4 separate regions of the Homo sapiens genome follow, and all the other regions are linked to region 1. A link is a loop called in an ENCODE intact Hi-C map of the cell type or tissue named here. Cell type or tissue: Caco-2. All regions are shown on one strand. Each heading gives the region's core, and the rest is flanking DNA. Links, peaks and the distances in the headings are about the cores only.

Region 1 (7,780 bases), core at 852-5,851:
TTGCCCTAGGCTGGAGTGCAGTGACGTGATCTTGCTCACTGCAACCTTCGCCTCCCAGGCTCAAGCGATCCTTCCACCTCAGCCTCCCAAGTAGCTGGGGTTACAGGTACCCACCACCATGCCCAGCTAATATTTGTATTTTTAGTAGAGGCAAGGTTTCACCATGTTGGCCAGACTGCTCAAACTCCTGACCTCAGGTGATCCACCCACCTCAGCCTCCCAAAGTGCTGGGATTACAGACGTGAGCCACTGCACCATATAGATAATTTTATAGACAAAGGAATAAAAATACTAGGTAATGAAGCCGTTCCTCCAGTGGATTTTATGTTCCTTTGGGGACAGATAGAAGTGTCTCTGGAAAGTGCACTGTACTTGGAGTCTGGAAACTTGGGTTCTAATTATAGTCGTTTCTTTTTTTGTACTTTAATATTTTCCTGATGTTAACTGGGAATAATCATAATAGCTATAAATTGCCATTAAAAGTGTAAGAGGTTTAAGTTATGATTAGATTTACCCCTTTCTAATATTGGTACAGAGGGACTTTTACAAGGTGACATCAGACAGTTCGGCCAGACTTGTGAGCCTGTAATTTACAAGATCCTAATGTAGTCTTTAGAGAGCAGGTGGGGGAGTGAAATCGATTATACAGTTTGGTACACATGAAACTTGAGATGCAGAAAGACTGCATTGAAGATACAGCCTTCACACTGGCAATGTCTAAGAATCCATTTTACCAAGACACCAGCATGAATGTCAAAGGTACCACTTTAATGCCAGTTCTTTCTTTTAGTTTGAAAAAGAACTTCAGAGAATTTCGGAAGCCTATGAAAGTCTGGTCAAGTCTACCACCAAGCGAGAATCGCTGGACAAGGCCATGAGAAACAAATTGGAAGGCGAGATTAGAAGACTTCATGATTTCAACAGAGACCTCCGAGGCAGGTTTATTCATGTTCTCTCTATCTAAACTACCTGTAGAGTTTTAGTGTAGCTAAAAGCACGACTTCAAGGCCAGAGTGCTTTGCCACAGGTACTGGTCTACCTGTGTTGGATAATCTTGTGTATTTCAATGATCTGGGGAAGGGAGGAGGTGCTCAAAAAGCAGAATTGTTCTTTTCTGCCTTGTGGGTTGTATATTGCAGCATCAAGCTTTGGAAGTGACAGCCTGTATGCATGAGTCTATCAAAGGAAGGGATTCTGTTTGCGGCTCCTTCTTGCTTTGAAAGTACTCAACCACGATTCATGGCTATGAGAATCCAAATGTTTGAAAAGATTAATGTTAGACGCACAACCCTTTCCACATGGGGCTGTCATTTGGTAGCACACTTTGAAAAGCAGCACTTAACTATTGCTAGGTGGACAATAGAAGACAGAGCTAGACATATTTTCCCCCTGGGGGGAAAAAGTCCCCACAGTTGTGAAATAAGTAGACAATAAACTCGCTGAAAGATAGGAGCCACCTGCTGCTGGATTTTGGCAGTCTCCAATATGCACAATGAGTTAACCTATAAATGTTACTTCACCTTCAGCCAAGCCATTTTCAGTTGCTTCATATGTCAAAACACTCAACATCCTGGTAGTACCCAGTAGCTAGATCCCACCTTTTCTGTTGCTACAAACTCTTTTGGGTTGAGTATCATCTGCATCCAGTGAATACTTGTTGAGTTGGATTATTTATTGAATAATTAAAGATTTACCAAGTGGTTTGAGCAAACATAGAACTTGCTGTGTACAGTCTTCATACATTAGGTCATTTTGACTTTTTTTGGTATTCGTTATTTTTTTTCTTTGATTCTGAGATACAAAAAGCTGTCACTGGCTAAAATATACAGCTGATGATCAAGATTAGACTAGGGCTGGGTTTGAGGCCAAGGAGACTGTCTTTGTGAATACTTCAAATCAGGTTTGCTGGCCTTGGAGGCAGTGAGGTGGTTTTTCTCAGCACCTCTCCCTAGCTGCCTGCTGCTCGTGCATATCATTTGGCATTAGATCGCATAAAGACACAGTGTGGCATCTGAAGCCTTTTCTTTTGATATTTTGGGACATAGTTACTGTCTGTCCCCAAGTTGTTCAGTTTTGGGCTCCTGCCTGAGCATCTCTTCCTCCCCAGCTCTTGGCACATATTTCATTTCTTGGTTAGATGATGACTTCAATCCATATACATTTCTTTGTAATCATTTCCTCTTTGTTCATAGATCGACTAGAGACTGCTAACAGGCAACTATCCAGCAGGGAATACGAAGGGCATGAAGACAAAGCTGCAGAGGGGCATTATGCTTCCCAGAGTGAGTCTCCACTTATTTATTATCCCAAAGTTTGTTTGTTTAAAAACGGGGTCCTGAAGGAAGAATCATATTAGTTTCAAGTGGGTTTTGTGCTGTTTGCTTTTTGTTTGTTAATTTAGCATACAACCTATTGATCTCAGATGAGGCCCTCCTAGGTCTGCCCGAGACAAAGCTGAGGTCACTGTGTGTTGCTTTAGTAATGTTTATTCTGTCCCTCTGACCTACAGTTTCTCTCTCTCTCTCTATAATACCCTTCAAGCAATAGCAACATCATAGCATGTCCTGGCACTCACTACTTCAGATAAGTTACAACCCTTTTTCTCCAGGAAATGGAAGGCAGCCTAGTGGTGGGGTTTGGTTCTCTCTAGGGAGGTTTTGTCCTCGTATAGGTTGTGGAGTTCTAGACTGGCTGCCCCTTGCCAGTGTGCAAGCCATCTAAGTGATCGCATTATATATCTCCATGTGTAACACTCATTTCCAGAAGCCACTGAGACCATTTCAGCCAGGAATAATGAACAGTGGCTTTGTAAGCCTTGATTTATTGGGAGAATATTTTATTAATTTTAGCAGAGGCAAATGATAGAATCAAATGGATTTTGAGAAACCATTGGTCAAGGTTTGAATTTCTGCAGATTCATTGCACTAGCCAGAAATTTAAAAATCCAACTGTCTTTTTTTAAGCTGTTTTGAAAATGGAATTCATATCTATATCATAATTCTCAATAAGATTATGAGTAAGTGCTCACAAAGTTAAGACAATTCAGAACAACAAAAAGTAATGTATTCAGGCACTAGCCATCTGTCTTATGATGGGGTCTTCTGATGTGTGGGTTCCTCAGTGCAGCCCTACATTTTAAAGACTGGAAAATAATTGGTTAAATTTTCTGATTTCCAATACTGTTTGGTTAGGTTTAACCTCTTGTGTGTCCCCCAGATTGATTAATTATTGCATTCCAGCTATTAATACTAGCTATATTTTTTAAATTCCGTTTTTTGCAAATGGACACTAATACTATCTAGGGCTTTTGCCTGGGATTCCTTTGTGGTCTCAGATGATTGGCCCATGTTCCAGATTCACATAAAAGGCTATAGCGGCACTTTGAATTACTTGCTTTTGTAACAAAATTTATCTTATATCTCTTCCTGTGGGTGCAATAGATCTCACCTTGGTTTCATTTGAAAGGTGAGTTGTCTTTACTACTTGCATTTAAGATCGTGACACATTCCTTCTGGATGACCGCATGCCTAGGTATAGTTAGTGTCTTTGGCAGGTATGTTAGCAATGCCAGTGTTGTACACTCTGTGGATACTTTGCCTTCTTGTCAAGGGACATAATTTGATTACTTAGTTCAGGTCAAAATGGAAAAGCCAGTTCAGTTTCACCTGATGGGCATTGTTCTGGCCTCCCAGCCAAGGCTGGTGTGGAATAATGGAGTAATAGGGTTTAGTGCTGTGTGAACTCAGAAATGTTCTTCAGAAAGACTTTAACCTTCTGGCTCAAAGCTGAAACATCAATTATCAAGCAAAGAGGCCCTTCCAGCTTGACAAGGAATTATTTGTTCTGTGCAAATATGCTCCACTTGTGTTCTGAAGGCAAACACAAGAGACCAGAGGCATTTTTCAACTGCTTAAAGGATCTCAGTGTCGATATGTAATGTAATTGAATCTAGGCAGAGCATTTGAAGCAGGTTTGGTAATGGTGATACCTAACCAATTTTCTTACACCTAATCTTTGCAGGACACTTTGTGCCTTCACAGCTTTATAATTATTTACATTAGTTTTTCCTCTCCTAGTGTGGCCAAGGGATGGACTCAAGATGTTATTTCAAATTTATAGTTAGGTTGTTTTCTTAGTGAGTTGTAAGAATTCTTTTATTAAGTAAATTAGCATGTCCCCCACATATATATGTCACAGATATTTTCTCCAGTTGTTTTTAATCTTTGTTCTTTATCTTATAGAAGACACTTTTAAGTGACCACATTTGTGCCTTCTAGGTTTTCTGTCCTGCTTAGAAATACCTTTTACCCTCCCAGGTTATAATAATATTCACCAATGTTTTCTTCAAATTATGAGTATGATTTCATTGTTTCCAAGGCACATATTTAGGCAGCTAACTTGGGAGGCAGAGCAGAGGAGAAATTCATGAGGGACTGTCCTAGAGGCAAGGAGACTAGTTAGCAGGTATTTCAGTACAGTTTCTGGGGAGGAGACAGAGAGGTCATGAACTAAGCCAGTGGAAATAGCAAGGAAGAGTAGGGGACAGATAAACAAATGACAACTTAGTAGGACTTGGTTGACCAATTGAATAATGGCAGTGAGAAAAAGGGATGTGACTGGAGCAGCTGGATGGATGATCACCCTTTACCAATAAAATGCAGGAGGAGGAGGTTGGGATTAGATAATGACTTAAGGTTTGAACATGTTCGTCATCTCACCTTGCAACCCACAGCTCAGTGAGCAGGTATAACAATAGGTGCAAAGATACTCAGAAGGTTGGATGGTGCTCTCTGTCAGGCTTTCATTTTAGCATGTGGGTACAGAATGGCAGGCATGAATTACTGCCTCTCTTCCTAGTTATTAATGTGTTCCATTATCTGTATATTTGTTCAGAAACCCTATTGTTAGAGTAAATTTCAAACACCTAGTGATTATAATTATAAATATTGCCCACTTAAGGGAAGCCATCCTTTTCAAGTGAGTTTTTTTTGGGATTCTAGCACTTGGTTAGAAGAAAGGCAAGACTGCAATAGAAGTTATGTCTCGGGCCGGGCGCGGTGGCTCACGCCTGTAATCCCAGCACTTTGGGAGGCCGAGGCAGGTGGATCACGAGGTCAGGAGATCGAGACCATCCTGAATAACCCGGTGAAACCCTGTCTCTACTAAAAATACAAAAAATTAGCTGGGCGTGATGGTGGGCGCCTGTAGTCCCAGCTACTCGGGGTGGGGCGCTGAGGCAGAAGAATGGCGTGAACCCGGGAGGCGGGGCTTGCAGTGAGCTGAGATCGCGCCACTGCACTCCAGCCTGGGCGACAGAGCGAGACTCCGTCTCAAAAAAAAAAAGTTATGTCTTGGAGTAATACATACCAAGAAGCCCGAGTTAGGCTGTGAAGCTTCTGCCAGCCACCTTGGCAATGGGAGAGTCAGAGGGAAGGGAGAAGTAGAGAATAACATGCTCAGCTTTTTTGCTAGGTGTTCGCACGGAAACTAGCCATCCAAGTCTAAGAACACCCAAACAACTCTTGCAGTTCAAGCAGCAGGTGGGACTTGAAAGATCTCCCAGTTAATGGAGGGAGGAGCTCCTTCCTGGCCAGATTTAAACATTTCCCTCTGCTCAGGGTAGTTTTCTTCTAAAAACTGAACTCTGCTCTTAAGTTAGAGTTTTATGAAGGCCTTGGTGGACTGCCTGGGTAATTACTACTTAATTCTAAAGACTGAAGTGGACATGAAACAGGCTCATTGTACTCCCCCAAGTCATGAGATTTGTCTATACAAAAAATCTTGAAGAATTAAGTGCTTAGGAGCTTGATGCCCTTGAGGAATTTTTTTCCCCTGTCACTTCATGGTATTGTAACATTCTCTTTGGAGGAATTCAGCTTTTTGTTTGTCTGTGAATTCTCTGGTCTTGCTTGTTTGTTTTTCCAAATGTTTTTGTAGCTTATAGGATGGTGATGTCAAAGCCAAATTGCTCCTGAAAACCAGGGCCTCTAGCCAACTCCTGTTTGGTCTGGCTGTGAGAAACTCGGGCTTCTTTGTCCCTCAACTTAACTAAGGTTCTCATTTTTCCCATTTGTTTGTCACATACACACATGCATACCAGAGGCAGGTTACTGTCTGCTAAAGGCAGAACCCCTGGAAATACCTCTTACCATTCTTAGCTGTGTCTTCTCAGTCACGGAAACTTTTTAAAACTGTTTCTTTCGAAAATGGATAGCGCTGCAGAATTCCCATCAGCTCTAGGCCAGAAAGCCAAAAATAAAATATTAGATGTGAAGAAAATGAACTGGTGGAAATGAAATTTCATTTTATTGGGGTTTTTAAATAGTTATGTTGGAGCTTTGTTGTATTCTTGAATTGAGTGGGACCTGATTAGCTCTGGCATGTTTGCGTTATTTTGGGATAAACCCAAATCATGTTTAAAGGTTGCACAAGAGCCTATCTCCACCGCTTTGGGATTTGCTAGGCACTGCAGGTTCAACATATCTGGTTAAACTCAAGTTTGTGTTAAGATTCTGGCTGTTAAATGATGTGCCTCTCTAAAAACAGAAGATTTCTTGGACATTCAATGATTTGTTTAAAACAACATATTGATGAGTCATGGGTGTAAATGAGTCAGAACTATATGCATTTGATTTCCCTTAAAATTCTTGCAGGTCTAAAAATTAACAGAAAAAAATGTGTTGGACCATATTGTTTTAAAAATAATAATTTGCTGTTTTCAATGTAGCTGGCTGGCAATCATCATCTTACCCTTGAATCTTATTTTAGCTATTTTCGTTTTCTGTCTCTTATAGAACTTAAAGGAGACTAAAATCATTTCCTAAAAGAAAATGCCTCCTGGTTTTTTTATTTCTATAAGGTCTTGTGTGAACCACAGATCAGAAATTAAGATGACATAAACATTTATTCTGTTGACCCACATAGAGCATAAGGAGATTATTTTGAATCCTCATTAGGTTTCATTACATCAGATGCTATGGGTTTCTATCAAGCATCATTAGGAAGGAAGGCTAGATGTTGTCACACGTGAACACACTGATTTACCTCCTCTTATGGACCAATCAGCACTAGTGCTTGCAGCTGCTCCTGACTCTGGGCTCCTTGGGGTGAAGCTCCTGTTACAGCATTTATTCTGCATCCTGTAAGGTCATGATTTATTTGGGTGACGCTCCACTAAATGAGAGAACTATAGACGTTCTTCACCAGTATTCATCCCCCACCAAAACCCCTTGCATGTTCATGTACCTGGCATTCAATAAATGTTTATTGAGAGAATGAGTAAGAGTGGAAAATCCTGGTGACAATAGGCTTGAAATTATCCTTATGCAGTGTCAGTATCAAAATATTCTTTTAAACTTAATGTTCCAGTCATGTTGAGAGAAACCCCAGGTAATCCTCTGTTATTTCAAGATATTAGGGTAAAATTATTAAACTACTATCAGAATAAAAGCAATTTAAAAATAGCTGAATTTCTTTTTTTGCATTCTTTCTTCCTTCCTTCTTTTTTTTTTTTTTTAGAATAGAAGAATATCCAGATAATAGGAGTCTTTCATTATTAAGAACAATAGTATTTCTCAAGAAAGGTGACATTAGTATAGTCCATTTTTGACTCCTTTAACTCCTTCCCATTTACCCTGCTGTGGATATGTTGGAGGTGAGAATTGGTCTGGTAGATAAAGGTTTTGGTAACAACTGGCCAGGTGCTCACACCAACCAATCCATAGGCCATGCTGGACACTGCAGATCTACACCATGAGCAAAGGGGAAGGATTGTCCAAGA
Region 2 (7,780 bases), core at 1,902-6,901, 86 kb before region 1:
CAGACTGTATAACTACTAAATTGTTTGCCTTCACAGAATGATTTGTGCTTCAGGAAGGCCCAGGTATTTGACCCTTTTTCATCTCCATATCTCCCTCTGGGACTTACAGACTGGACTGCCCCCATGAGGCACTGATAAATATGAGTATCCTTTCAAATTAGCAGTAGAAAATAAAAAACAATGTTTTTTTCTCTTCAGCTCCCCTATGGTAAAAGCCCAGTTTCTCATGAGGAGATTAGAGTGTGTGTCTTAGTCCATTTGTGTTGTTATATCAAAAACAGATTGGGTAGTTTGTAAACAGCAGAAATTTATTTCTCACAAGTTCTGGAGGCTGGGAATTCTAAGATCAAGAAACTGGCAGGTTCAGTGTCTGGTGAGGGCCTGCTTCCTGGTTCATAGATGTCTATCTTCTCACTGTGTCCTCAACATGGCAGAAAAGGGCCAGGGAGCTCTTGCGGTCTCTTTTCTAAGTGCCCTAATCCCTCTGGTGAGAGCTCCACCCTTATGACCTAATCACTTCCCAAAGGCCTCACCTCCAAATACCATCACATTGAGGATTAGGTTTCAATACATGAATTTTGAGGGGATATAAATATTCAGTCTATAGCAGCGTGATGGGAACCATGGGGTTCCCTTCTGGGATCTGGGCTTGCAGGGTGATAGAGAAAATAAAACAGAAGCCTGAGAGTTTGAGATCAAGGTTCTAGCTTTCACCCTGCTCCAGCTTCTTTAATAGACATGTTAACTAGCCTCAGTTTCCTTATCTGCAAAAAGCGGGGGTTGTGCCCGGGGATCCCTAAGGCGTCTTCCAGTTCTATTTTCACCTCTTAAAGTGCTGTGAGGGGCTGTAAGCCAAAGGAGGCCTATAGCCATTGGGTATTCATTGTTTATATTCATGTGCTGTGCTGTTTGGGTACTTGGTGTCCCCAAGGGTTATTCTCTCCATGACAGGGCAGCTCTCTGGATCAGACTGCCTTGTTTTCATGCTATTCAGGTCAAAGACGGAGCTGTCATTTCTCCCTTGGAAAGAGTCATGGTGGTTTTTTGGTGCTTTTCTTAGACACACAGCAGGAAAAATGCCTTTTACAGCAGTTGATGAGCTTGTCAAGCAGCCATTCTTTCGGGAGCACAGATGAGCACAGGTTCACTCCTGGCCGGAATATAAGAAGAAGCAGAGCAAAGTTAAAAGAAAATTATTTCTCTACTCACAATACTTCTTTTTTTTTTTTTTTTTTTTTTTTTGTGACGGTGTCTCGCTCTGTCGCCCAGATGGGAGTGCAATGGCATGATCTCGGCTTACTGCAACCTCTGTCTCCTGGGTTCAACCTATTCTCCTGCCTCAGCCTCCCAACTAGCTGGGATTACAGGTGCCCGCCACCATGCCCAGCTAATTTTTGGAAATTTAGTAGAGACAGGGTTTTGCCATGTTAGCCAGGCTGGTCTCGAACTCCTGACCTCTGGTGATCTGCCCTCTTCTGTCGGCCTCCCAAAGTGCTAGGATTACAGGCGTGAGCCACTGTGCCTGGCCTGTACTCACAATACTTCTGACACCCAATGTGTGGGTTTTCCACACCAAGTAATTCTTAAATATTTTGCAGCCACCAACCAGATGTCCTAGAATTTAATTAAATTTTACCACTACCCAGAGTTAGCACAGGCCCTATAGGTTAAGAGCTCAGTCCTGCAAGACTATCTACCACTTCAGATATCAACGGCAAGTGGTGGGTCCACATATTACCCACACTTATGTCTAACTTGGCTACAAATCAGGGCTTCCTACAACCTTCTTTTGGTTTCTATAATTTACTTTAATAGCTTAGAGAACTCAGGGAAGCACTATGCTTATGTTTACCAGGTTATTTTAAAGGATATAAATGAACAGCTGGATGAGGAGATGCAAAAGGTGAAGTCTGGAAGGGTCCAAAGCACAGGAGCTTCTGTCCTTTTAGAGTTGGGGTGCACCACCCTCCTGGCACATGGATAGGTTCACTAAGTCAGAAACTCTCCATACCTCCTCATTTAGGGTTTTTATGGATGTTCCATTAGGCATGATTGATTGAATCATTGGCCATGGGTGATTAACTCAATCCCCAGTCCCTTTCCCCTCCCCAGAGGTCAGGTATGTGTGTGGCAGGGTGGAGGGGTAGTAGGTGGGGAAGTGGGGAGAATAGGTCGGTGGGCTGGAAATTCCAACTTTTTTTTTCCTCAATGTAATTTTTGTTAATGTATATCTGTAAGCACTATTTATTTCTGCACCTACAATGGTTCCTGGATTCTAAACAGTCATGGAGTTTAAATTTGTAACATTGGTTTAATAACAACTTTTCAGAGAGCAAAAGATGAAATTTTTCACTCCATGAAATATCCCATATTCTATGAGTCAGCACATGTAAAGCACACATAACAGAACCTGGTACAAAGTAAGTGCAAGATGAATGTTAGCTATTATATCTATGATATTAAAATGTGAAAAGATGACACCTTAGCATTGAAGAAATATGGTTTTTTAAATTTTTAAATCAATATTATAAAGTTACTTTTAGTGTTGATTTGTTGAAATTTATTATCTTTATCCCAGGGAATGCCTTCCTTGGCTCTTGATCTTTATTTTCCTTGACCTGCTAACAAACTTTTTTTTTTATACTTTAAGTTCTAGGGTACATGTGCACAACATGCAGGTTTGTTACATAGGTATACATGTACCATGTTGGTTTGCTGCACCCATTAACTCGTCATTTACATTATGACACAATGCTATCCCTCCCCCATCCCCCATACATTATGACATTATGACATAATGCTATCCCTCCCCCATCCCCCCACCCCACGACAGGACCCAGTGTGTGATGTTCCCCACTCTGTGTCCAAGTGTTCTAATTGAATTCCAACCTTTTAATAATATGGTTGGTTCTTCCCACAACCAGCCCCCAACCTGAAGCTAAGGACTTTCAGCCACCAGTTATCTCATTAGCATAAACTCAGGTATGGTTAAAAGGTATTTATTATGAATAAAAAAAAGATGCTCCTATCACCTCTATCACTCAGGAAATTTCAAGGGTTTTAGGAGCTCTGTGCTGAGAACCAGGGATGAAAACCAAATATATGTATATTTTTTATTATGTTGTGTCATCACAGAAGTCCTAAAAATTTAGTTTGAATTCTCTTGCAGTTTCTTGTGACCTTGGGCAGGTGATTAAGCTGCTTTAAGCCTCAGTTATTTAATCAACTCAACTGGGACCTTGCGTGGATATGGTAAATGGTGTATGTAAAGTCCATGTATTGAATGTGCTTGGAATTCAGGAAGTGCTTTTATTTTATTGTTTTATTATTATTATTCATTTAAAACATACTTATTTCCCAAGATTGAAGGATAAAATAGCTTTTACCAGTTATCCCACCTACTAATCAAGCGGTTTTTATTTCTGGAAGCTTCTCTACAACTTACCTAGTCTCCAAAAGGAGGTAGTCAGGAATGGTGATTAGGTCAGTGGAATTATTTAGTGATTCGTCCCTGGAGCCACATGTGGAATGGTTTTCCATCTGAGGTTTTGGTGATAGTTCCACTACTTTTTTGCCTCATGATTGATAGTCCATTCCACCTTTGAATTTTTATATCAGTCTGCAAATGAATAACTATTGGCTCCTTGGGGGATTGATTCTCAGTGTTGCAGCAAGATCATATAATAAAATTAAGTCACCAAAAAGGGGATTTTTTAAAAGGCAGTAGAGAAAGGGGTGTGTCTCTGGATGAATGCTGTATTGAAGTGTCATGATGGAGTGTCAAGAAATATGCTTTCTTTCTTGAGATGGTGGTACCATTTTCTGAGGAGGCAAAGCCCACACCTTTCCATAGCCTTTCGGTAGTTCCATGCATAGCTAGAAGTTACGGTCATCTGAGAGGGTTAGAAAGGATGTGTGGAGAGTTGGATGAACCCAGATGTGACCATGTCTGCCCTGTGAATAACCTTGACTGACTCTCCTCTACCTGGAGGATAGATATTTGGTTTGACATAGGAGGAACGCCATAACCTGCATCACTCATACCCACTATGACATTCTAGTTGTATGGAACTATGGGGCAATCCTCTACATTCAGCTTGGTTTCCTCCACCTGGATGCCCCTCTTCCCCCTTCTCCCTTTCTCCCCTGGCTTGCTCCTATCTAGCCTTCAACCCTAATCCCATGTGTCATGTCCTCCTGGTGGTTTTCCATTTTGGCTGCACATTAGAATCAGGAGGAGCTTTTATAAGTCCTGAGACCAGTTCCCAATCCTGAATGATTACATCCACATCTCTGGCATGTGGACCCAAGCATCAATGTTATTGTGTTTTTTTGTTTGTTTGCTTGGGTTTAATCACATCTCAAGTGATTTCAATGTGCAGCTAAGATTGTGAACAACTGCGCTACACTGTGGCCACCTTATTCTTCTTTGTAAATCTAGCAGCCAGCACAGTGCCCAGCACAAGTTAATCTTCAGTAAATATTTGTTGAATGACGGAGTGAGGGTGTGACCCGTGAGACACTTTATCTTTTCAGTTGTATATCTCTAAGACTGGCCTTTCTGCTTGTTGTAACAGTGCCTTGAGGACTGGATCCTTTCTTCTGTGACCTCTATCTCCTATGTTTATTCCTGGGGCTTATCCAGCTTATTTTTTATCTTTCTTAAAACTTGAAGTTTTGAAAGTCCAATTTTTAAACTTTAGTTTTTTAGTATAAAAGCAGTATGTGCTTATTTTAGAAAATCTGGACTTTAGAAAGAATAGGTGGGGGAGCTCACTCTCACCACCCACAAGCAAACTGGTTCCTTGTTTTCTTAACCTTTCATAATTTGTTGCCCTTTGGGGTTGCTTGACCCTCTGGCATGCCTCAAGGAGCTCAGTTGGTGCTGTCTCTGCTCAGACCTGGTGAACTGGCCTATGAGTGCCAGGAGAGGAGTGTGTCATGAGAATAGCATTCTTGGGAGCCACCAGGGCTAACTCCCCTGAGGGCCAATATGCAAGGAGAAAGTGTTTTCTTGTGCTATTCTGGCCTTCCTCATTCAGGCAGGATGTATGCTGGGTCTTATTAGGACAAATTATGACATTTGTATAACTTCTTTAAAATAATAACTTAAATATTTCCCAGTCTCCTCCTACCCCCTTGTCCTCCAAAAATATGGGATGAGATTGCAGCTCTGGATCACAGTGTTTATGCCTTAGTCAGGATAGGCTAAACCCCAGTGTCAGTGGCTTAACACAAGGAAGACTGCGTTTCGTGCTTGTGCAATGGTCAAATGTAGAGTTGTCAGAGGGCTGTGCTTCATGTGTCATTAAGGACCCTGGCTTCTTCCGTTTCCTGGCTTTACCATCTTCTAGGGGCTCAGATTCTTTCAGTGATGTTTGCATCCATTTGTCAGGTAAGTGAATCAGGTGAGCAAGAATGTTCACCCTTGATTGCCTCAGCCTGGAGGCAAAATACTCACTTCTCCTCATTTTCCAAGGGTAAGAACTAGTCTTACAGCCTCACCCAGATGGAATGGGGTGGGGTGGAAAAATGTAGTCTAGTTATATGCCAGGAAAAAGAGGAGAAGACACACATTGGTGATCACTAGCTGACTATACCAGTCGTATTTCTCTTATTGCTCAAACCATTATGACTGAGCCTCATTTGGGCCATGTGGGTGCTTGGTCTTGGTATTATTTAGGATATAGGTTGGGCTGCTATAACAAAGGCCAAAATGACAGTTACTTAAACAATATGTAAGTTTATTTCTTTTTAACTTAGAGCATGAACAGTCCAGTGCTGATCTGGTGGCTTCAGGGTGCACTATATCCTCAAAAGTAATTTCCATGCAGTGGTTCAAGGTGACTGTTTCAGCTTCTACTATCACATCCGCATTCTAGTCCATAGACGAGGGAGAAGGAAAGTGGTGGGCACAACCTGAAAGCTGCACACATCTAATGGTGTTCACTTATATTCCATTGGCCTGAACTTTAGTCACGTGGCTACCCGCAGTTCCAGGAAGACTGGGAAAACTGGGTGGGGATAGGATGGAGTCTATTATCAGAGAATAGCTGGGTAGGGTACAGGGAGAAAGAGATGCTGGATGACTAGCAATCTTCCTAACAAGTTATAGGAAGCACATCTTAGTGGTTAAGAGCATGGGTATCAAGCCATACTGAGTGATGAATTTTAGCTCCACCTCTTACTTGCTTTATGACCATAGACAAGTTACTTAATCTGTATCTTCTTTTCCTAAACTTTAAAATCATGTACTATTTTCTGATGCTTTTCCAGACCCACTTACCATCCTTTATCACTCTTCTCTGTGCTCTGAAACACTTACCTTTTGGAATGCATCACCTGGATTCCTGTTGTATTTGACCAATAAGAAGCACTGGCAGGATACAGGAGGGTGGTAAGAAAGAGAACTCAGTGTACCTACTTCCTTCCCATCAAGCTGTGGGACAATATGGCTGTGTGATTCTGCTGCACATAACTATAGAATGGCCTTCTCTTATAGCATCTTGTCTTGCTGGATTCTGATAACTTCCTCTTCCAGCTTATGGGTTGCATTAGGGTTCTCCAGAGAGACAGAACAAATAGGATATATATAGGTATAGTTGGATGAGAGGGAATTTATTAGGGGAATCTGCTCTTGTGATTATGGAGGGTGAGAAGTCCCGTGACAGGCTGTCTGCAAGCTGGGGAACCATGGAAGCCATGGTGAGCCTCAGTCCAAGTCTGAAATCCTCAGAACCATGGAACATGATGATGTAACTCTCAGCCCAAGGCCAAAGGCCTGAGAACCTGGGTAACCACTGGTGCGAGTACTGGAGTTCAAAACCCAAACAACCTGGAGTTCTGATGTCCAAGGGCAGAAGAAGAGCGTCCCAGCTCTTGAAGAGACAGCAAGGATTTGCCTTTCCTCAGCCCTTTTGGTTCCATCCAGGCCCCCGGCCAATTGGATGGTGCCTATCCACATTGAAGGCAGATCTTCCCCACTCAGTCTACCTACTCAAATGCCAGCCTCTTCTGGAAACACCCTCACAGACACACCCAGAAATAATGCATTGTCATCTCTCTAGGTATCCCTGAATTCAGTCATGTCGACACCTAAAACTAACCATCACAGGGATGGTAGCAGCTCCTCATAGTGACTAGCCCCAGGGTGCTTCATCATCATTTGCTGTTTTCCTTTAACCCTTTTGTAAATAGTTGCTTCATTAGACTGTCTTCAGTCACTCCTTTTGCACATACCATCTATTTCCTGATAGGACGCTGACTGATACAATGGGGATAATAATAGTACTGACCGCAGCCCATGGTGGTGAGGATTAAATGCATTATGTGAGAAATGCCTGATTGTAGTAACCACCATTAAATGTCTTTCTGTCTGATACCTCCAAGTATGGTCAAAGCTTTCTGAAAGATTTGGCATATAAGTTAAATAATACTGTCACTTATCTCCTCTTCCCTATCCTGTTTCAGAAGGATGGGTTGAGATTCAAGACTTTTGAACAAATCTGTTCTAAGACAAATGTAAAGTTTCCTCCCTCTCATTTTTATGGGGATGAAAAAGGAGACAGGAACCAGGCTAGATTCACCTACTGTGTCAGGCACTTTGTACTTTATACATATAACCATTGTACTCAGCTTATGGCTTGGGTCATGTTACCCACAGTGGTACCCCCAAATATAACAATTTCCAAGCATTTGCCTGCCCATCTTACTAAGAAATGGAGTCTTTTTAAAGGCCACCCTGCAGTTTTATGGTCCAGGAATCCTTAGGTGGTGCTTA
Region 3 (7,780 bases), core at 1,635-6,634, 95 kb before region 1:
GTACTCTGTAGTGAACAGATGCATATAATGGAATCCATTATCTGTGATCTCCTACTGGCACTTGTTTCAATTAGTTCCTTAAAGTCTCTCATCTGTTTCAACTGTCGTTTTACAGAGAAGAGCACAGTATAAGCAGATTAGGACACTTATTAAAGATTAGTGGCAAAAACAGGGCTACAGCAAGGTCTCCTGCTTCTCTTTCTACCACCCACACTATGCTGACTGCTAAGGCAATAGCATCTTGGGAAAACCACTTTTCTGTGAAAGAAGAGAAGCCTCTGTGTGGTCCAAGAAGACTCGATTTGCAGCTCTGAAAGAAGCAATTCCCCCTCAGGCCTCTGCCTTAGATGCTGGGTTGGAAATATAAGATCATGGTCTCTGCATTTCAGCAGAAACTCACATTTATCCTACAGATTTTGTTTTTTAATAGTTTAGTCATAGATTTCAATTGCAGCAAATGTTTTTGTCCTTAATCTTAACACTGGGTATTTTGTCTGATTTCACTCAATAGATCTGAGTGTAAGTCGGAAGTGTATGATTTTCCTCTGCAGGGACCTTTTCTTGTATGTATTTTTGGAATCGTTCTTTATTCTGACTCATGTCCAAGTACACCTTCTAGTAGCTTCTTGGCTCAGCCAGATTTTATTTCCTTTGATATGATATTGAGTGAAGATTCTTTTAAATCTTCCTCTCTGGACTATACTTGGTAACAGGAATCTGGTGGGGAACGCAGTGCAGGAATGGGACAAATTTAATTTATTTATATATTTCCCAAAACACCTTGCTTTTGTTGATAGCACCTCCTGCATTGATATTTGGAATTTTTAGAGGACACATTTGGCATTTTTACCAAAATGAACCATTGGCTTCCTGTCAGAGTTAATTTCATTTCATCTCTTGGTCGCTGGCCTTGAGGCAGATCCATACAACATCTGTATTGTTTCTGCTTAGGATAATGATTTTTTTAGGTGAGATATGGTTAATTATTCTTCCTATGGAGCCCACTCCTGTCTTCTGGAAATTACGAAACAAAGTAGTTACCTGAGGCCTGATTTTCATTTAGGGAAAATAAAACAGCTGTGTTTTCTTTTTCCTTTTCATCAAGTCTTATAAAGAAGTGGAGCTGTGCTAAAAGGAAAGACTATTAAATCCTAGAGAACAAGAAATGCCCATTGGGCCAATTCAGCCTGGGAGCTAATGCTTCAACCAATCAATTGCAAATTTCATTTTGATGAAACCTTACTGATAGGCATGTGTTTGTCCTATCTGTTGGCTTGTCCTAGGAGGTGCAGATAAGAGACAAGGATAACAGAAGAGAGTCATGCTGAGCTCAGGCAGCCTTAGCCCCTCTTCCCTCTAAATCAGTCCTGCCCATGCTCCCCTGGGAGAGGAGGGGAGGAGGAGCGGGTATTGCTTCCCCGCTCTGCTCTGCTGTTAACTAGCAGAGGGCCTCCAGGAGAGAGAAGGCTACCTGCAGAGAAGATGATCAAAGGGCAATACCAGGAAGGAGAGGAAGGCAGAGAGATGACTCAGCTCAGCTCACTTCTTTCTGTCTTTCATGCTTGAAATTGGTGATTTCCTTGGGGGCTGGGGATGGGAAGGCCATACACACATCCTAGTGGGCCCTAGCTACTGTCTTAACTTGTTATTATGGCATTTGTGCAGCTCTTTCTTGCAAAGAGAATTAATAGCATCATTTGGCTGGATAAAGTTTCTCCCCATGTGGCATTTAGCCCCTCACCCATCTCTTGGAGAAAGAAGCATATCTGTGTGAGACTCCGTCTCTTCCTCTTCTGAACACCATCAAGTAGCTATGTAACCCCTGGGGGCCCCTTGAGTGAGAACAGCCTGTAAAGGCCCTCCTGTGGTCTGCTCCTCCAAGTAGAGCCTGCAGTCAAAGCAGACCCTGCCACCTCTGCAGCAGAGGCTGGGCAGGGGCTTGATGGCATTCCCAGACTGCTACAGGGCAGGTTCCCGGCTTACAGCTGGAGTCCCTGCACACTAAGCAGAATATCTGTGATGGGCATTGTACCCCCAAAAAAGTATGTAGAGTGTGCTCTTAGCTCTAGAAATGCAGCTAAGATTTCCTTTGATCCTGGCATTATGTCCAGTGTTGCTATATAACCATACCTCATTTACTGAGGAACGAGGGAGCTGATTGAGTTTTCCAGATAACTGAAGCGTTATGTGTTACCCTTTAAACACTTAAATTTTGTTTAAGATTTTACTGTTTTCTAATGGTTGATAAGACTTTTCTTCTATGACTTTTTAATATACTTTCTTGCCTTCCTAAACAGAAAACAGTCATACCCCAGCTTATGTTTGGGAGTGGAGCAAAATTTCATTTAGAAATTTTTGCCTTTAATCTGGAATCCATAATAATAATATCCAACTTGTTTAAACAATTCGTATACACATTTGAATATGCCTTAAAAATTCCTACTAGGACACATAAGAAGTTGTGGATGGTTTTTAGTTTGCGGATGGAGATTAGGAGAGGACAGGAAAGGAGACTTTTATTTTTCAGTTTATACTCATCTATACCAAATGTTTTTTCCTTTACAGCAAACACATTTTATTTGTTTATATTATAAAAATAAAATTAAAACATTTACAATAATATAAGGAAAGAAAGAACATTAGAGTTAGGAGTTGGGTTCCCAGGCCAGCTCCCAAAAGCCCATCAACTCACGATATATCATGGCAATAGTAACAGTGACCATTAGACACCAGGCCCCTGTATAATCTGTTTCTATGGTAAACTTCCTCTTGAGCTCCAGAAATATTTCCACCTTGTCGTTTCCTCCCCATACGTCCCACCTCTAATAAATATGCTTCCCTAGAAACAGGGGCAGGGACTCCCTCTTGCTGTCTGCTGGGGCCATGGCAGCAGGAGGCCCACCTGCCACCTGGGATGAAAAGGAGAGCAATCTGGCATGCTCTAGCCCTCTATGTGGGAAGAAAATGAACATTTATTTATGTATGTATGTATTTTGAGACGAAATCTCACTCTGTCACCCAGGCTGGAGTGCAATGGCACAATCTCTGCTCACTGCAACCTCTGCCTCACGGGTTCAAGCGATTCTCCTGCTTCAGCCTCCTGAGTAGCTGGGATTACAGGCACCTGCCTCCACACCCAGCTAATTTTTGTATTTTTAGTAGAGATGGAGTTTCACCATGTTGGCCAGGCTGCTTTTGAACTCCTGACCTCAGGTGATCCACCTGCCTCTGCCTCCCAAAGTGTTGTGATTACAGGCATGAGCCACCATTCCCAGCCAGAAAATGAATATTTATTATGTACCTATGTGTGCTAGACACTGTGCCTGGTCTGTCTCATACCTTACCTATTTCGCTGCTCCTAACAATCCAGTGAGGTATGTATTATTGTTAGGAAACTGAAAATGCCTGCCACCCAATATTCACAGAGCTGAGATGCAAATCCGTAAACTTGTGCACTGTTTATTATAACTCAGTGACACTCCAGCAGAACCATTTCTTTATAAGAGACCTATAAAAGTCAAGTGTGGGTAGGCACTTTGGACATTGCCCTGAGATTCAATAAGGTCTGTCATGGAATCCCTTATTAGAAGGGCACTGATCATCTCTGTGTCTGCAGTGCCTTGCACAGCGCTGGAAGCATGGTAAATTCCCAATAAATGTTTGTTTAATTAATATGAAACATTATTGTTGGCTCTATTCTACTTCCTAAGATAGAAAATTGGAATCATTGACTTTAGAGAATTTTCAACAGCAAATACTGAAACAAGAGAAATGTTTTCTCATTAACCCTCAGTTGATTAGGAAATTCAAATAACTAAAATGTTGTAAGGATAGTTCCTAGTTTACAAGTCATCCATTTATATGAACAAATTGAAGGCAAGTCCATTGTGAGAACAGTTTGGCAGGCTCCAGAACCTAATCACCCTGTGGAGCACTGGCAACGCTCTTCATAGGGGTAAACCTGTTGCCAGCTCCAAGTAACCAGCCTTCAAGCCAACTCTTGGAATGCAAACTAAAAGTTGGAGACAACGAACATTCCTCTAATGTAAACATACTCTGTGGTTAATATCTTCTTTTAGTAACTCAAAATTGTTAAGGGATAAAAAGAGTCCATTTGTGTCAGCTGTAAAGGAGCATGGCATCCAATAATAACTAATGTTTATTTGACTTTTACAGTGTGACACTCTCTCTCCTAGGGGCTCCAAGTGCATTAGTTTATTGCACTCTCACCACATTGGTATGCTAGGTATGATTATTATCTCCATGTTTACACAAAGCTAAGGCTGAAAGAAATTAAGTTACTAGCTAGTATTGGAACAGGTATTAGAACCCAGGTCTGGCTGATCCCAAGGCCTTCTATAGGTCACCTCTCTTGAGACACAAATGTTATTTGCTTGATTCTATGGGAAACCAGAGGAGACTGATTCTGCAGACAGCCCATCTGAGCCCATCCACTCATAAGATCAGCAGGTCAAAACCTGCTGTTAGGATCTAGGACTGATAATTGGAATTGGCAATGGCAAAGCCATTCTTGACCTTGACAAGAGCTACTCTGGCAGAGTGAGGTAGAAACCTATTTAGGCTGCTTGTAAGAGCAAAATGGAGAATGGGTGCTATCAGTGTAGACAATTATTTTAATGAATTTTGTTGTAAAGGGGAGATGAGAATTGGAGTAATGGCTGGAGATACATAGAGTCAAGAAAGGATTTTTAAAAAGACAGGATCATAGTAGTATGTCTGTATACTGACAGGAGTGATCAAGGACAGAAGAAAATATTAATCCAGGTGGGAAGAGGGAAAAGCCACATAAATGGGATCTGATCCATACAGGAGGCCATAATGGCCTTAGATGATTCATCCATAGCAACAAGAGAGCGGGAGAGTAAATAAACAGGCAAATGCAGAGTGATTGCTGGGCTGCACTAGCTCCATTTGATTTTAGTGGACATGAATCGAAAATAAGACCAGAGAGCATAATTTTGTGCTTTTTTTTTTTTTTTTGAGACGGAGTCTTGCTCTGTCACCCAGGCTGGACTGCAATGGCGTGATCTCTGCTCACTGCAACCTCCACCTCCTGGTATCAAGCGATTCTCCTGCCTCAGCCTCCTGAGTAGCTGGGATTACAGACATGTGCCACCACACTTGGCTAATTTTTGTATTTTTACTAGAGATGGGTTTTCACCATGTTGGCCAGGCTGGTCTCAAATTCAGGACCTCAGGTGATCCACCCACCTCAGCCTCCCAGAGTGCTGGAAATATAGATGTGAGCCACCATGCCCAGCCAATTTTGTGCTTCTTCAATCATGTTTAGCTGGGTGTAGATGGAAAGAAGGTGGAGAGTTATATTTTACTAGGGTTGTGTTTTCACCAGGTAAATAGCATGGAAAGAGAGCAGAACATGGATTTGAAGGTGTAAGTAAGAGAGAAATAATAATGAAACTGGAAACTAAAGTCCATAAGGAAGGAAGGAGGGTCATGAGGAGAGTGAGGGGCAGAGAAAAGGTCATGGATAAGTAAATTATAGATGCTGGTGGGGTCAAGGACACATTGGATTAAAATAACAGAGGGGATAAGCTGGAAAGGTAGGAGAGTGGATTACTTCACCTTGATATTATGCATGGTGTCGCTATGACAGCAGGGGGCTGGTGTGGTTGGAGCAGGTCAAGAAAGGGATAAGATGCAGAAGAGTTGAGAGATCAGAGTGTGACTATGTAGATGGAGAAAAATAAGAATAATCACAGGAATGATACTGGGAAAAGTGACAGTGAATCAGATGCCATTATCTTCAAGAAATGAGGTAGAACAACCAGAGGATCCATAGATGGCTGAAATAAGTAGAGGAGGCAAGTAATGCAGCCTGTTATTTTCAAGGAAAGCCAGGTATGGGTCAGAGCACAACACTGAAAGAAACATTCAGAGAGGAGGCTGAGGATATATAGATTTTGCTAGCGATGAACCATGAGTTCCAGAGGACAAATGGGAGGATTCTAGGAGTTGGGAGGGGATGGAGTGATGAGTGCAAACCCTCACCCAAACATATTTAATTCCTGGATTTGGGAGCTCAGATTATAAGAAGCAGGAAAAAGAAGAGGTTGGAGAGATAGGCTCAGCAGCTCAAGAATGCTGCCTTGCTTGGGGAGGACAGCCCCACCCCTGCTTCCCTGGGCTCCCTAAGCAATGCTGGCCGAAGGGGCTTTCTGTCCTTCATGGTGATTTGTAAACCAAAAACTGACAGTGGAAAAGCCAGAGATGGCTGAGTGTTTACAGGATGAGAGCACATTGGCTCAGATCGGGGCCCTTAGGCTGCTGCAGCTGGTGCTCTGATCACTTTGAGACAATAGAAGGCCCCCAGGAGGCTGCCCAGACTGTTGACCCTCCAATAGTCCTCCAAGGATGGAGAAAGGACAACCATTTCCATACTTGTTCCTTCCTTCCCACTGACCCTGTTATGGGCCATCAGCTGCGGGGCTCTCTCTGGAGCACACCCCAAGTCCAGCACCCTCGCCCCCTTAATGCAGAGCAGTCACAGTCAGTCCTGGGGGCTGGGGGGAGATACATAACACATCTGTCCAAGTTATCAGGCTACTGACTCAGAGGGGGAGGTTCTCACAGTGTTACATTAATTATTTTAGAATTTACAGTTCTCAGAGCATAACCATTGCTTCTACATTCTGTATTTGAAAGCAGTCAATCTTTTATAGAGTAGAAGGAGCACTGCTCTTCTCTCCTCCCCCACTTCTCCCTCACATACCCCTACCATAATGATGTCACGCATAAATTAACAACTTCTCAGCCTCGGTTTCCCAACCTGTGCAATGCAGCTCATATTACTTTGCCCACTTGAGCCAGGTGATCTCTTGAAGAGTAGGAAATAATGTTGGACTGGAGTTGGAATTCTGGTTCCAAAAGGAGGGGATTGGGGGGCATTTGGGTCTCCTCCTACCTTTCTGCAAGCTCTGAAAATCGTCCATCTCCTCAGGAGAAGCCCACAGAACAAACGATTTCCCAAGCATCAGAGGAGGGCAGACATAACATAACAGAGCAGGGAATCGGGTTAGAACGGGTTATGCTCTGATTTTTTGGAAAATGGGCAAACGGGGCGGGGACTAGGGAGGATTCCGCCAGCCGGGAGTTGGGAGGCCGCGCGCGCCTCTGCGGAGCGTGACGGCCACGGTCGCCTAGCAACGAGCGGGGATGCGCGGGGCGCCTGGGTGGGCGAGGGGTGCTCGCCGCCGCCGCCGCGCGCCCTCGGGCCCCCGGGACCGCGGGAAAACTTCGCGGCTCCTCGGCGCTGGGGCGTCGGCGCCAGGCCCGGCAGACAGAGCAATGCGCCCCGCGGGCTGAGGGCAGAGGATGCGGCCGCGGCCCAGCGCCCGGCCGGGGGAGCCGCGGGGTGGCACGCGGGGAAAGTTGGCGCGCGCCTGACCGCGCCTGGAAGCCGCGCGGTGCCAGGGCCGAGTTGTCCCCCAAGTTTCTGCGGCGATTTGTCACTCCCTGGGGATCTGGCGGTCTGAATCCCGCGGGGCCTCCGGCTCAGGGATTCTGAGCGCTGGGAGAGAGAAGCCCGCGCTTTTCCCGGGGACCTGCGCTTGAGCTGGTGCTTGTGCGGGTTCGTCCTGAATGGTAGCGATTCGAGTTGTTTTCTGCTTTTCTTCTCCCCCAGACAGTGAGTTTGTGGAAGCCTCGCCCGCATCCTACAGCCCAGACGAGTTAGGTAAGTCTGCTCATTTTGTCTTTTATTTCTTGGTCGCAATTCTGCCCGAGAACTGCGAGTTTGGGG
Region 4 (7,780 bases), core at 1,883-6,882, 190 kb before region 1:
ACGCATGCTCTGGCTGGATCCTGCCATGCTGTGTCTGCTGCTTCTTAATTCAGTCCTGCTCCTTCATCCCAGCACTTAGGTTCCCCTTGTGGTTGCACATTTGGTTCATCTGGGCATGCTCAGATTATGTGCCCTTTAACCTGGGGGTCCATGGCAACTGAAAAACAACTCACAACTTTGTCACATAAAAGTTGAACCAGTTGGTCTGATGTGCTTACAATGTCATTCATAGACAAGAATTAACATACATGTAAATACCACATATTTCCCTGGTTTTATAGGCGTGTGTGTACATACATATAAAAGGAAAAAGTGGAAATGGAAGATTGCACACTAAATTCATGACAGTGGTTACATCTATGAGGCAGGGAGGGTTGTGAATTATAGGTAAGGATGCTCAATAAAGGGAATTTGACTATAATTCTATTAGTTTTCTTAAAAAATGAAACAAATACAAAAATGATAACAACTGTCAATTCTGGGTTGATGATATTTGCATCTTTGTCTTATTTTTTTTTTCTGTAATTTAAAAGTTTACCAAACTTAAAATTATAATTAAAACAAAAGCAGACAACTCCAATCTAACCATGAGAAAAATATCAGAAAAATATCCGTTTAAGGAAAGTCTACAAAACACTTGTCGAGGTCAAGAAAGACAAGAAAAGACTGAGAAACTGTCACAGCCAAGATAGGCCTAAGGAGACATGGTAATTAAATATAATATATCTTGGATCCGATCTTGGAATAGAAAAAGAGCAATGAATAATAATTAAGGAAATCTGAATGAGGTATGGATTTTTGATAACAGTAACATATAAATATTAGTACATTAACTGTTACAAAGGCAGTGTACTAATATAAGACAATAATAGGGAAAACTGGGTGTAGGGTATATGTGAACACTTTGTCCTATCTTGGCAACTTTTCTTTAAATCTAAAATTATTGTAAGATAAAAAAGTATGTAAAAAACGGAATAGGTATAGTATTCTTCCAGTTTCGTGTGAGTGTGTGTGAGTGTACACAAAAAGACAAGCAGAATATTTATCAAAAATATCAATGATTAGGTCTACATGGTGGAAGTATGGGTAGCTTTCCTTTCTCTTTCATTCTTTTATTTTTCAAATTCCTGCCTTCTAATATAAGTCAAATGTGATATACTGATAGTTTTAGCTATCAGAAACATTATCAAGACCTTGGCACCGTTTCTATCAGCACATGGTAATTATGGGCCCCATTCTCCTAACACTCACTTCCTATATTTGCCCGGGATGCTTGCTAAAACTGAGTTCTATACTAAGAATTTCCAGGGAAGAAACTTGAGAATTTATTTTTTAACAAGTCCCTAGGTGATTTTTGTGTGTGTTTGTGTCTGGTGGCTGTTCAGATAAGTTTAGGAAACTGACTCAGCTAATTCTCACTTAAAGCTCAGCTCAGTGTCAGCTCTGCTGTCAAAACTTCTCTGTCCATCTCAGGCACTTAGAATCTCCCTTCCCTGTATCCTCCCTGTACCACACACACAACTCCATTCCTGCCCTTCTAACAGTGCAGCATAGTTTTTTCTACATTTTTCTCTCTGGCTGTTTTGCATATCTTTGTGATCTCATCGAACAATAGCATCTGGTAGGCCCTCAATATCCATTATTTAGATAAATGCATGGAAGCTTAGATAGTCAGATGGGCTGCTTTTAAATAAATGGGGTGATTCTAAGAATTTCATCAGCATCTATCTTCAAGCCCCTCAATAATGGCATCCCTGGTTGCTTTACAATAGGTGGGATCAGCCTCTTTTATTATCTCTTTAGAAGGAAGCATGGGAATATTCAATTTATTCCAAAATATATTGCTTTACGCTTGGATAATGGTCAGAAAAACTGGAAGTATGAATATATATTTGAATCATCTGGGAATCTATTGAAACCCAAACTTGCATTTGATGAGTAGTGCTTACCCTGGGCCAGGCCACTCAGTGCTTGAGCTGTGCTATCTAAGATGGAGGCTCTAATCACATGTGGCCTTTGAAGGCTACATTTAAAGTAATTGAAATCAATCCAGTTCCTCAGTCATACATTTCAAGTACTCAAAGGCCACACGTAGCAGCCACTGTATTGGAAAGTGAAGACATAGAACATTTCCATCATCACAGAAAGTTCTATAGGAGAGTGCTGACCTAGATGATTCCTCTTTATACTTCGAATCAGATAGTTCTCTTATTTAAGGCTTCCCTCATCCCTCCAAGCCATATTCTGTTTGGTTCGCAGTGACAGAAATGTCCTGGGCACCAGGGATTCAGAGATGAAGAAAATGTCATTGCTGCCCTGGAACAGCTTAAAGCAGGGACTCTCAACTGGGGCGATTTTGCTGCCTAGGGGACATTTGGCAGAGACTTTGTATTGCCATTAATAGTGTGGGGGGTATGTGTGTGTCTGTGTTCATGTGTGTGTTGTGTGTGTCTGTGTCATATGTGTGTATGTGTGTGTGTGTATTACTGGCAGACAGAGGGCAGCGATCCTGGGTAGAGGGCAGAGATGATGCTAAGCATTCTACAACGCACAAGACGGCTCCCCCTCCCTACCATCAAAAATTTGGCCCAAAATGTCAATAATGCCAAAGCTGAGAAACCCTGGCTTGAAGCCTTGTTGGGGAGAGAGACACAGGAGCACAAAGTACCAATGTCATGTGGAAAGTGAGCAGAGAGTGGTAGAGCACAGCCGTCGGACTGGGAGGATTCCCAAGCTGAGTCTGGAAGGAGCTGCATGCCTAGTCATTCCTTCTATGATCTAATAATGCTTTGCCCATTCCCCTCTGCAACACCTAACACTGTGATGTATTTTAACCATCAGTTTACACATACTTCTCTCCTGTGAGACTGTGAATTCTTCAAAAGCAGGTACTGTGTTTAATGAAGTGTGCCCAGGACTTTGCTCAGTGACTGGATGACACAGTAGGAGTAACAAGAAAGTTCACATGGGTGAACCGTGGTAGGTGGACATCGTCTCTCTCACCTCTTCCCAAATCAAGGATGAAGTACATCTTCATAAATCCTCATGTGAATTATTTTGCTACCTCTAGAAGCATTTTCTAAAACAAGGTGCAGCAATCAGTTGAGTGAATTTGTCACCAGAGCTTATGTTTTCTGAAAGAACCCTATCCTCAGGCAGTTGTTCCTAAGAGGTGAGTTGTGGATTTAGTTCACATACCTTCCTTCGTGGCTTAAAATGCTCCACATGCCTGTCTCCCCAACAGCATCAGATCACCATGCAGTAAAATACCAAGTCAGAACAGCCAATGCTGAAAAGAGTGACAGTTTCCTTTCATGATGCAATGCACTTGGAGCCAGGGGACAGGGAGACAATAACTGCAAGGAGAAGTGATGACAACCCTACTTTAATATAGTAGTTCCTTTTGAATTTTATAGACTTACCCGTTAATCTCTAGAATTTTGAAAAAATTCCTTAAGTGATGTGAGCAAATAACACTTTGCCTTGGGTTAGCCTTTTCCTTTCCCTTGAAGATTCCACAAATATGTCAGCGCTGGAAATGATCCTTTGGCTTTGAACTATGTGAAGACTGCAGAAGGACTGGTTGGTAAGCACCCACATCCTGGGGTGAGAATCACATCCAGTTTATACCTCCCTGTGCACACTTGTATAAAACAACTATAAGACACACGAGAGATCTGGAAGCCAGTTCCTCATAAGTAAGAATTGGTAAGAGCTCTTAAGCAGCATGTCTGAGGTTTAATAACTCGCCCTGTCTGGAGCCTTTTGTGTGTCTCACTTTCTTCTTAGCAAAACATGAGCATTACACTCTGTGCTGGAAGATTCCCTTCCTTCTTCCGGGCTTTTGATTACCCAATCCTTCTTTACTTTCACTTCTTGCTCAAAGCAGCTCTTTCTCAGCCATTTCTAAAAAAGGTTTATGAGATGCTGCAGGGCTGTGTCTCTAAATTGGGCCCTGTGTGCCTATATCCTCATTCTCTGCAGCTGCTGAATTCTTTCTGTGGGATCAGCCTTCTTCTAAGTGCTGGGGTGATGGGAACATAGCTGTAAACTGATTTTGACAGGAAGCATCACTTCCGGCTGGAAACAAGTCCCTGGTTTATGCAGCACATAGTACTAACTGTGGAACACTGTTAAACATGTCTCATTCCGCCCCCTCCACCAGCAAAAGGCCTTGCTGCTCAGTTGTGCACCAGATGATGTGGCATATGCACATACTGGCCACTAATGACAAAGCCTGACACCATGCAGTGGACATCTCTTGGGACCTCAGCCTCTTTCTCCTGGAACTGACCCCATCCTCCCTTCGCTACATGATCACCATGGGTGGATTCCCAGCAGCCATGCTTGTAACATGCATCCTGTCCTCTCTGGCCACAGACAACTACAATACAGATGAGCAGCCCACCCAAGATTCCTTCTCTAAGAATTTAGAACTGGGAATGGAGGAGAGAAAGAGAGAGATACTGATTCTACCAGAGACAATGGGATGAGATAGCATGGTTGTTGGAACCATGGCTGGAACTGTAAAGCACAAATTGGACAGCAGATAAAGTTGGTTCACAGAGAGAGAGAGAATGATGAAGCCATAGGGATCCAAGTTTCCCTATGGCTTTCCTCACCCTAACTCCTGTCCTTCCACAGGTCAGGCTGCATTTGTATCCTGGGTCCACAAGACATCGTTTCCTTAAAACCAATCCCCCTGATTTTGCTAAGGTGAGTCGGAACAAGTTGATTTCTGTTACACACACAAACACACACCCCACATGAGACAGCCAGGTAGGAAGTGCTCCCTGGCAGAGCCTCCCTGACCTGCACACTGGGAGGAATGCACGCTGGGGTGGAGCCTTGGGAGGTTCGCGTGGTTTGCAGTGGGGAGGAGCCTGCCGCCCTCTTCCTGGGTGGAACCTGGGATTCAGTTCGCCAGGCAGGAAGTGCAGTAGCAGGACTCTGGCTTTCCGGAGAGTCTCTGTTTTTCCTTTTTTTTTTTCCCTTTTCGCCCAATAAATACCATTTTTCTCACCCTTCAAAGTGTCTGCAAGCCTAATATTTCATGGATGTTTGACAAGGACCCCGTCTTTAGCTGAACTAAGGAGAAAGTCCTGCAACACACACATGGAGCTCAGCAAACGGAGGATGTAGTAGGTAGAATTTTTAAATGGCCTCTATGATTTCTTTGCCTGGTATCCACATCTTTGTGTCATCCTCTCCCCTTCAGTTGTGGGAGGGATGTATAACTTGCTTCTGAAAAGTAGAATATAGTAAAGGTGAAGAAATCCTGCAGTTGAGGTGAAGTTAATGAAAAGGGAGATAATCCTGGGTGGGCCTGACCTAATCAGGTGAGTTCCTGGAGAATGTCAAGTAAGAAGCCTAGAGTCAGAGACTCACTCTTTCCTGTTAGCCTTGAAGAGGCAAGATGCTTCAGTTCTACAGCTGCAAGGAAATCAATTCTGACAACAACCACGTGTGCTTGGAAGACCACCACCACCATCACCACCACCACCACCCCCCGCCCCGCCCCTGCCCCTCTGAGCCTCAGATGGGACGCTAGACCCTCCCTGATTATAGTCTGCGAGACACTGAACCTGGACTCCTGGTCTATGGGAGCTGTTTTAAGTTTTAAGCTGTTAATTTTTGGTAATTAGTTATGCAGCAAATGGCTGTGTTGTTATTCCCATCCCCCTCTTCCCACCTGTCTCCTTTAAATAAAAACCAGCATTTCAGGTCTGAACTGTCATGACTCCAATCTGCTTGTCAAGATGGACTCTAAGTAGAGTCAGGTGAAGAGGCCAGGTTAGCTATATTCCTTCTTATTTTCCATCCTTCAGTCATGGCCTGAGCCTTTTCCTTCCCTGAAATCTAATGAGAATCACTCCTCAGCTGATTATCATGGACTCGATGGCTTGTCATTAAGAATACCTCAGCCACAGGCAGCAGTGAGAAGAGAAGTGAAGGAGGAGGGGTGTTTAGGAAATGCCTGGTCCTGAGGGCGGAAGCAGTTTTGAAGTTGCACCTGCTCTGACAGAAAACTCGAGTGTAAGACTTACTGATGTCATTCTCCTCAGTTCTTCATGGACGTAGGACTGTCATGGGGAAATTAGGCAAAGATTCTGCTTTGGCAGGAAGAACTATGGCTCCCTGCCCACATCCCTTCGTTCAGCTCCCTCCCCCATTGGCCAGAATACACCAAGTTGTCAGCACCAGCCGGCCCGTGGCTATTCAGAATGTCTCTGGAAACCATGAAGGCTAGGAGGCATGAGATCTGGGTGCTGGGGCTGGTGAGTCCTCTAGTAACCAACCCAACTGTAAAGAAGTAATAATATATGGCATCTGCATAATGGTCTACGGCTTCCAACTTGCTTTAAGCTCTATTTATCCTTTGGGTCTCTCATCAGCCCTGGAAGAAAAGCAGTTGTCTTTGTCAGGCCTCTGAGCCCAAGCTGAGCCATCATGTCCCCTGTGACCTGCACGTACACATCCAGATGGTGGGTTCCTGCCTTAACTGATGACATTCCACCACAAAAAAAGTGAAAATGGCCTGTTCCTGCCTTAACTGATGACATTGTCTTGTGAAATTCCTTCTCCTGGCTCATCCTGGCTCAAAAGCTCCCCCACTGAGTACCTTGTGACCCCCACTCCTGCCCGCCAGAGAACAACCCCCTTTGACTGTAATTTTCCTTTACCTACCCAAATCTTATAAAACGGCCCCACCCCTATCTGCCTTTGCTGACTCTCTTTTCGGACTCAGCCCGCGTGCACCCAGGTGATTAAAAGCTTTATTGCTCACACAAAGCCTGTTTGGTGGTCTCTTTACACAGACGCACATGAAATTTGGTGCTGTGACTCGGATTGGGGGACCTCCCTTGGGAGATCAATCCCCTGTCCTCCTGTTCTTTGCTCCATGGGAAAGATCCACCTACGACCTCAGGTCCTCAGACCGACCAGCCCAAGGAACATCTCACCAATTTTAAATCGGGTAAGCGGCCTCTTCTTACTCTCTTCTCCAAGCTCTCTCACTGTCCCTCAACCACTTTCTCCTTTCCACTCTTCAATCTTTCCCTTCTCTTAATTTCAATTCCTTTCATTTTCTGGTAGAGACGAAGGAGACACGTTTTATCTGTGGACCCAAAACTCCGGTGTCGGTCACGGACTAGGGAAGGCAGCCTTCCCTTGGTGTTTAATCATTGCAGGGATGCCTGATTATTCACCCAAGTTTCAGAGGTGTCAGACCATGCAGGGACGCCTGTCTTGGTCCTTCACCCTTAGCAGCAAGTCCCGCTTTTCTGGGGAAGGGGCAATACCCCAACCCCTTCTCTCCATGTCTCTACCCCTTCTTCACCTTTCTGGGGGGCAAGAAACCCCCAACCCCTTCTCCTTCACCCTTAGCGGCAAGTCCCGCTTTTCTAGGGGAGAGGCAAATACCCCAACCCCTTATATCTCTGCGCCCCATCCCTTATTTCCCCACCCCAACCCCTTATATCTCTGTGCCCCGATCCCTTATTTCCATGCCCCAACCTCTTATATCTCTGCACCCCAATCCCTTATTTCCGCGCCCCAACCTCTTATATCTCTGCACCTTTGTGCCCCAACCCCTTCTCTGCTTTTCTGGAGGGCAAGAACTCCCCACCCCTTCTCCGTGTCTCTACTGTTTTCTCTGGGCTTGCCTCCTTTACTATGGGCAAGCTTCCACCTTCCATTCCTCCTTCTTCTCCCTTAGCCTGTGTTCTTAAGAACTTAAAACCTCTTCAACTCTCACCTGACCTAAAATCTAAGCATCTTA

The links. Hi-C counts contacts between places; a loop is a spot of excess contacts. Peaks named below come from ENCODE experiments on the same cell type or tissue, not always from the same donor. Only the 100,000 strongest peaks of a DNase experiment are listed, where the experiment ranks them.
Region 2: a loop joins it to region 1, with 5 times the contacts of the local background. A loop is called at or near these places in 2 of 110 quality-filtered maps.
Region 3: a loop joins it to region 1, with 6 times the contacts of the local background. A loop is called at or near these places in 2 of 110 quality-filtered maps.
Region 4: a loop joins it to region 1, with 2.1 times the contacts of the local background. A loop is called at or near these places in 2 of 110 quality-filtered maps.

Annotation. Positions count from the first base shown.
Region 1 is chr11:94,829,260-94,837,039 of GRCh38, forward strand. It overlaps AMOTL1 (angiomotin like 1), which reads left to right. Exons shown (of 13, transcript NM_130847.3): 5 at 791-935; 6 at 2,193-2,282. Among named protein-coding and RNA genes, the nearest start is that of AMOTL1, 65 kb to the left of the region's middle. In Caco-2, for the core only: no CTCF peak of the experiment used is centred there; a DNase peak (open chromatin) is centred at 3,732.
Region 2 is chr11:94,742,435-94,750,214 of GRCh38, forward strand. It overlaps a transcript of AMOTL1 not described here. Among named protein-coding and RNA genes, the nearest start is that of PIWIL4-AS1, 6.0 kb to the left of the region's middle. In Caco-2, for the core only: no CTCF peak of the experiment used is centred there; DNase peaks (open chromatin) are centred at 4,457, 4,907 and 5,447.
Region 3 is chr11:94,733,275-94,741,054 of GRCh38, forward strand. PIWIL4-AS1 (PIWIL4 antisense RNA 1) reads right to left here and starts at 7,081. Exons shown (of 5, transcript NR_135093.1): 1 at 6,944-7,081. It also overlaps a transcript of AMOTL1 not described here. RefSeq lists an enhancer at 1,080-1,752. In Caco-2, for the core only: no CTCF peak of the experiment used is centred there; DNase peaks (open chromatin) are centred at 3,955 and 4,274.
Region 4 is chr11:94,635,182-94,642,961 of GRCh38, forward strand. The region is part of intron 4 of PIWIL4-AS1 (PIWIL4 antisense RNA 1); the gene reads right to left. It overlaps LINC02700 (long intergenic non-protein coding RNA 2700), which reads left to right and starts at 2,862. Exons shown (of 6, transcript NR_187352.1): 1 at 2,862-3,172. RefSeq lists an enhancer at 4,834-5,333. In Caco-2, for the core only: no CTCF peak of the experiment used is centred there; DNase peaks (open chromatin) are centred at 3,280, 3,548 and 4,850.